Linked DNA regions of Homo sapiens: region 1 is linked to region 2. The links are chromatin loops, found by intact Hi-C in ENCODE. Cell type or tissue: endothelial cell of umbilical vein. All regions are shown on one strand. Links, peaks and the distances in the headings refer to the core of each region. The heading gives the core; the rest is flanking DNA.

The links. Hi-C counts contacts between places; a loop is a spot of excess contacts. Peaks named below come from ENCODE experiments on the same cell type or tissue, not always from the same donor. Only the 100,000 strongest peaks of a DNase experiment are listed, where the experiment ranks them.
Region 1: it touches region 2 in a loop (5-fold over the local background); 4 of 110 quality-filtered maps call a loop at or near these places.

What each region holds. Positions count from the first base shown.
Region 1 is chr7:17,443,450-17,446,370 of GRCh38, forward strand. All of the region lies in intron 1 of LINC02888 (long intergenic non-protein coding RNA 2888), which reads left to right. All of the region lies in intron 4 of LOC105375172 (a long non-coding RNA gene), which reads right to left. Among named protein-coding and RNA genes, the nearest start is that of LINC02888, 70 kb to the left of the region's middle. In endothelial cell of umbilical vein, for the core only: no CTCF peak of the experiment used is centred there; DNase peaks (open chromatin) are centred at 882 and 1,412; H3K27ac peaks cover 1,469 bases.
Region 2 is chr7:17,303,498-17,306,418 of GRCh38, forward strand. The region is part of intron 1 of AHR (aryl hydrocarbon receptor); the gene reads left to right. Among named protein-coding and RNA genes, the nearest start is that of AHR, 6.3 kb to the left of the region's middle. In endothelial cell of umbilical vein, for the core only: no CTCF peak of the experiment used is centred there; a DNase peak (open chromatin) is centred at 1,674; H3K27ac peaks cover 1,775 bases.

The DNA.
Region 1 (2,921 bases), core at 249-2,748, 140 kb after region 2:
GTCTGTTTTCCATGCTATCATCTTAAATACTCTTATTTAGCCCTCTCTCCTGAGGAGTACTGCCTTTAGTTTCCATGTCATTAGAAGCCTTTCTCTACCTCATCAAGCTCATCATACCCCAGAGTAAGATGGAGGTGAAAGAGTGTGGCATAGTAGAAAGAGCATGAACTCTGAGAGAATTATCCTTAGGCTTAAGCCTTGGCTTCTCTATTTCCTACCCATGTGTCCTTGGATGAGTTATTACTCTCTTTCAGCCTCAGTTTTCTCATCTACTATCTATCTGAGGGTAACAATACTTCAGAGCTGCTAGAGGAATTCAATGAAATAACATGTAAATTTCCTTAAAATATGCCCACAGCATGGGAAGCATTTAATGAATAGTAGCAATTCTAATATCTAAGTGATAGCTGCCAATTCATTAGATATGGGCATGTTCAGAATGGTCCATTGACTTATACTTGCCCCATTATGTATATATGAGGACAATAAAAAGTTGCCCAGTTGATTTTTTATTGCCCTCTTATATGTACATGCATTATGTAGACAGCCTGCTCAATGGGTATTTATTATAATAATGAAGTACACAGTCTAATGTTTCTCTTCATTTGTATAAGCTTTAAGAAAGCCCTGTTTTTTCAGCTTTTTTGGTACATAAATTCATGGCAGTTTGGTTATAATCCCCATCGTTTTGTTTGATTTTCCCTGCATTTCTTAAATTAAGAAATATCCATATATTGAGATTAGCTGTAACTAACTCATGGTGTTCCTTCCTTTTGCCATTTCCTCCCTTTCCATCTTCTTGTAATTTAAACTTTCCACATCCTAGAGTGAGAAATATGAGTCCCCAGTTTTTCCACAGCTTCAATAAGCAGGCTGGAAAATGTTTTAATGGACTGCTAGAACCAATGACTATTAGTGGCTTTCCCCCATCTTCCTGAAGGTTTTCCTGTCCAACCCTTCTCTCCCTTTCATGTCCTCCACATCTTATCAGTTGTAATGAATTGAACCCGTAGTAGCAGCGCTAGAAGAGCTGTTTCTTAGTTTAAATGGTAGTCATACTATTTTGCAACTAAAATTAATTTTATACTCTTTTAATGAATTCTTTATTTTCCTGTTCTGTTTATTTTGAAATGAAAACTCCTAAAATATTTTTCTCTGTACACCTAGTTGTACCCAGAGGAGACAAGAGATCTAGAAATATCCTTAATGCGTACCTGAATATTCTTTCTATCCCAATATGTACCCAGTTTTTAAAACATTTTTCCCATATGTAAGTGTTATTCAAAAGTTTTCCTAGAAAAGTCATATTCTGGGCATGCTATGTTTTTGCTGAAGTGTCTAGGCTTTGTTTTTGTCCTGTCGGGGATATGACTTGTGAGTTTTCCTTTATCTGTGAGAGAAAGTTGACCTTTTGTGCTAATTCCATTTCCTGGTGAGTCAGCCTTCTTTCTTTTGGGCTTGCCTATTGCTCAGTGCCAACTCTTACATTCCACTAATTCAGCACCTGTCCCTTCTTAAACAGGTTGTTCAAACCCCCATGCTAGCCCCATCTTTGACCCAGTGACTTCTTTGGGTGGCCAGTTATTTAATTTTTCAAAGCCTCTGTTTTGACATGTGAAAAAAAATAAAAATAACATTATCCTAGCAGGGCATATTAAATAATGCAAATGAGGGTAGCTACCAATGATAAATTTTACTAGGAAGGAGGTAATGCTGAAATAATGAGAATTTATCTTATCATAAAAATTTAACTTGTGGGCAGCTCCAAATAAGTAGCAATTTCCCTTTTCTTACTATTTTCCTCCAGGAATTTGGGCTGAAATTATTCAGGATCCATTTTCCTTCACGTATTTCCATTTCAAAAATGGTAGAATGGAAAGGAATAGAAGTAAATTTGAAGGATTTTCAAAGCTTACTTAGGAGTTTGGCATGGAGAGGGGAAAGCTGTCACAGCTATTGATGAATTTATTCAGTAACTACTGAGTGCCTACTCAGTGCTGCATCACTGTTTCTATATGGAAAGGAACTATCCCTCTGGGACAGTGTTTCCTTAGTGGGGTTAGCAGTCCAAGGAGCAAAGCATATGTGTGTTTCTATAAGCAATGGAAAAAGGATACTCCAAGAATCCTATATATGTAGCTGTTTGCTGATTCCAAGAGGGCAGCTAAGACTTTTTGGAAATAGGAATAGGAATCAACCTAGCACAATGCTTTGCATGTTGTAGGTGTTCAATATGTGGTCATATTGAGGGAAAAAAAGGAGAAAGAAGACAGGCATAGGATGGACAGATGGACAGATGATTAGTTAAGTAGGAAGATTCTCCCTTAAAGATATGTCTCTACTCTGCCAATCTTTGTTAAAAAAAGAAAAAAAGAAAAGAAGATATTTAAAAGTAGAGAGTTTATATGAAGTCTAATTAGAAGGTCTTGTTACACTCTGAAAGAGTGCCAGAATATCAGAATATGAACCACAAGATCATTATTTTCTTTTTCTTAACTTTTTTTTTTTCGTTTTTGTTTTTCTTTTTCTTTTTCTTTTTTTTTTGAGATGGAGTCTTGCATTGTTGCCCAGGCTGGAGTGCAGTGGTGCAATCTTGGCTCACTGCAACCTCCACCTCCCAGGTTCAAGAAATTCTCCTGCCTCAGCCTCCCTAGTAGCTTGGATTACAGGTGCAACCACCATGCCCAGTTAATTTTTGTATTCTTAGTAGAGATAAGGTTTCACCATGGTGGCCAGGCTGGTCTTGAACTCCTGACCTTAGGCGATCTGCCTACCTTGGCCTCCCAGAGTGCTGAGACTGAATTTTATTGAAAGCCGTTTCTGCATTTATTGAGGTAATCATGTGTTTTTCATCTTTAGTTCTGTTTATGTGATGAATTACATTTATTGATTTGCATATGTTAAACCAACTTTGCATCCCA
Region 2 (2,921 bases), core at 115-2,614:
CCCATACTTGTGTTTTTACGTCCTTTCCTCTTAGAGTCTTTTCTCCTGTCTTATTGATTTGCTACCCACCTCCCTTCCTCTTTAAAACATTGTTTTTAAAGGCTGCATAATACTCTGTTGTACTAATATTCTATAATTTTTTTAACTGTTTTTCTTTTGGGAGGAAATTTTATTCCCAACCATTTAATACTTTAATATTTCAGAGAATACCCTTGGGACGTGTAAATTTTAATGCAAATTTATTTTTTTAGGAAAAAATTCCTGTAAGGGAATTTTGGGATAGAAAAGTATGTGTTGTTTTAAGGTTGAACCAAATCGTACACTCCAAGAGATAGTATCAAATTAAGAAAAATTTACTAATTACATTCCATCATCAATCTGGGGATGTGACTATATCTTTGCATTTTTGCTTAAAAAATATTATTGTCAATTTCATAGGCAAAAGTGTGGTTGGTAATTAAAGTTATATGTTGGGATCATGGTTATGTATAGGAGAAGCACTTGTATTTGCAGATTTTCTACTTAGGGTGTCCTTTACGTATTCATTTGTTTTGTCTTACATTTTTCAGTCATCTTTTAGTTTGTTCTTTTTACTTCTTTCTATTGAAATATTGTTTTAAAATGTATTCCTATTAAATAATACTGGCAGATTTTAAAAGTCAATTATATATGTGGCACATCTTAAGTATAGCATGTGAGGCCTTATCTTTTGATGTCTTACTGTGGTAGTTAGGGATTTTAGTGCTGTCTTGTCTCACTTTAACCTTTTTCACCTTCCTGCATCCTCCCAATATATTTTATCACAATTTTGGATTATATACACATTAGTGTTGTATTATTTTTGACTGTATATTGTTTACTGTTTAGCTAAGTAATATACTGTGATTATATTTGCCTTCCTGTTCTATGCTATTATTGATTTCTTTTCTACCATCTTCCTGTTTATTAGCATCTGGGTTTAGCTGTCACTTAGGTTCATCGGAGACAGAGTTTGTGTTTCTGGCTCCTGCTTTTCTTGTTTTGGTGTGGTTTTCTGGAAGAGAAGGGTAGTTGCAGAAAGCTAGATATTCTGCCGTCACAGAAACAGAAGTGTCTTGCCTGTATTTAAGACCCGATTTAGATGCCACATCTCCATGAACTCTTTTGCAGCACCTGTGTTACTGAGCAATATATTATGCTTGATTTTGCCATGTTATAAAATATATTTCCTCCTAGTAGGAAAAAGAATGTCTTTAAAGATAGGACTATTATTTGTCTTTGAAACTACCAGAGCTTCCCAGTACAGTACCATGCACTTAGTACATATTTGAGATGTACTAATTTAACAATTAACTACCACTTAAAATTTTTTTGGTAATGTTTTAGTGATTCTGGTAAGGCAGATACATTTTATGCGGGTTCGAGGGGGAATAAAAATGTGTGTTTGCGTAGAAGAAGGGGGAGGGGAAACAATGAGTTTTCCAGGATTATGGAACTAGTAGTGGTTTCTAGGCCATATTTCATTTTCCTGATCTTCCCTGCTAATGTCTTGTGCTAGAAACTATGCTGTTTATATCTCATCATCTCTCCTCAGGTATAGCAAACAAAAGGGAAAGGAAAGAACTCATCACAATTATAGGGCAGCAGCAGGAGGGTGGCAGAAGACTTCTGACTCATTAAAAGTGGCTTCCAGCCAGAATTCTCAGAAGTTTTTGTAGATGTTTTTGACTCATATAGGGAAATAAAATATCCAGCTGTGTTCAGCCTGACAATGAAGTTGGGGTCTATTTGTGCTATGTGTCACCTCCATTACATTAAGCACATAGTTTATGATTGTAAATATTTGAAATTTATATTCAGAGATAAATACGGATGCACTGAAGCTGGGGGAAGGAAATGAAGAATGAATGGGGTTAAGAGTTGGGCTTTATTGGGTGTAGGTAGTATGGTAGGGGGATTTTATTGAGGAATACTTCAGATTTCCTAGCTGTTAGATGGAGAGTAGCACCATAGTGCTGAGAAGCGGGTGCCCAACTCCAGGGGAATGTTGAATGGAAGGGCACAGGGTCAGGTACAGGGACTGGAAATAAAGATAAACAAGTTATGGGTAAGTAGACCAACGCAGTAAGAGTAGATTAAATCACCCCGAGGAAAAATCCGATAGAGCAAACTCAGTACTGTGAGAGGCAATCTCTTGTTAAAAAACGTCACTTTGATCTCATAGGATTACTGAAACCATATCTTTGCATGTCATTTTGAGGTTTTATAATGAATATTATATAAAACAGTTATATTTATGAGTAAACTTGGTTAATTTTTTCAGCTTTGCTTCAAACACTGGCTACAAATGATGAACCTCATAGACTTTTTTGATGGAGATGTTAAAAAGGCTTTCAAGATAGCATTCAGACTGGCATTGGGCATACTGTTGGGCCTGTTACCACCAGCAGTTAAAGCTTGCAGGGCTTCTAAACAGAAGCATGGCATGCAGTCAGCTGGAGTCTTGATTTCATAACAATTTTACAGATTGGGACAAGATTTTTGAGGTAAAGGTTTCAAAAAATAATAAGTTACTCCTTTGCCTGACCAACATCATACGGTCTATTTCAGGAGATGTTTGAACTCCAGAGCTCCCAAATCCAATCTTACAGGGATGTTTATTTATATTTCAAACAGGCTTTTCCTTAAATAATGGTTAGCAGTGTCCTTTCTTAAAGATTCGAAGACAATACAAAAGTAAAAATATTAGCGTAATCCAAGTCAAGTGCAGTTAATGTAAGATTACTCTATTTTTAATTGTTCTGTATATCTTCAAGATGTATGGATAGATATTAAATATTTTAACAAAATCTGTACATTTCTCACAAAATCAGTGAAAAAGTGGGTCAAATGCATTACCTTTGTTAGCTTTAACAATCTGACATTTTAAAAGCTTCAAATCC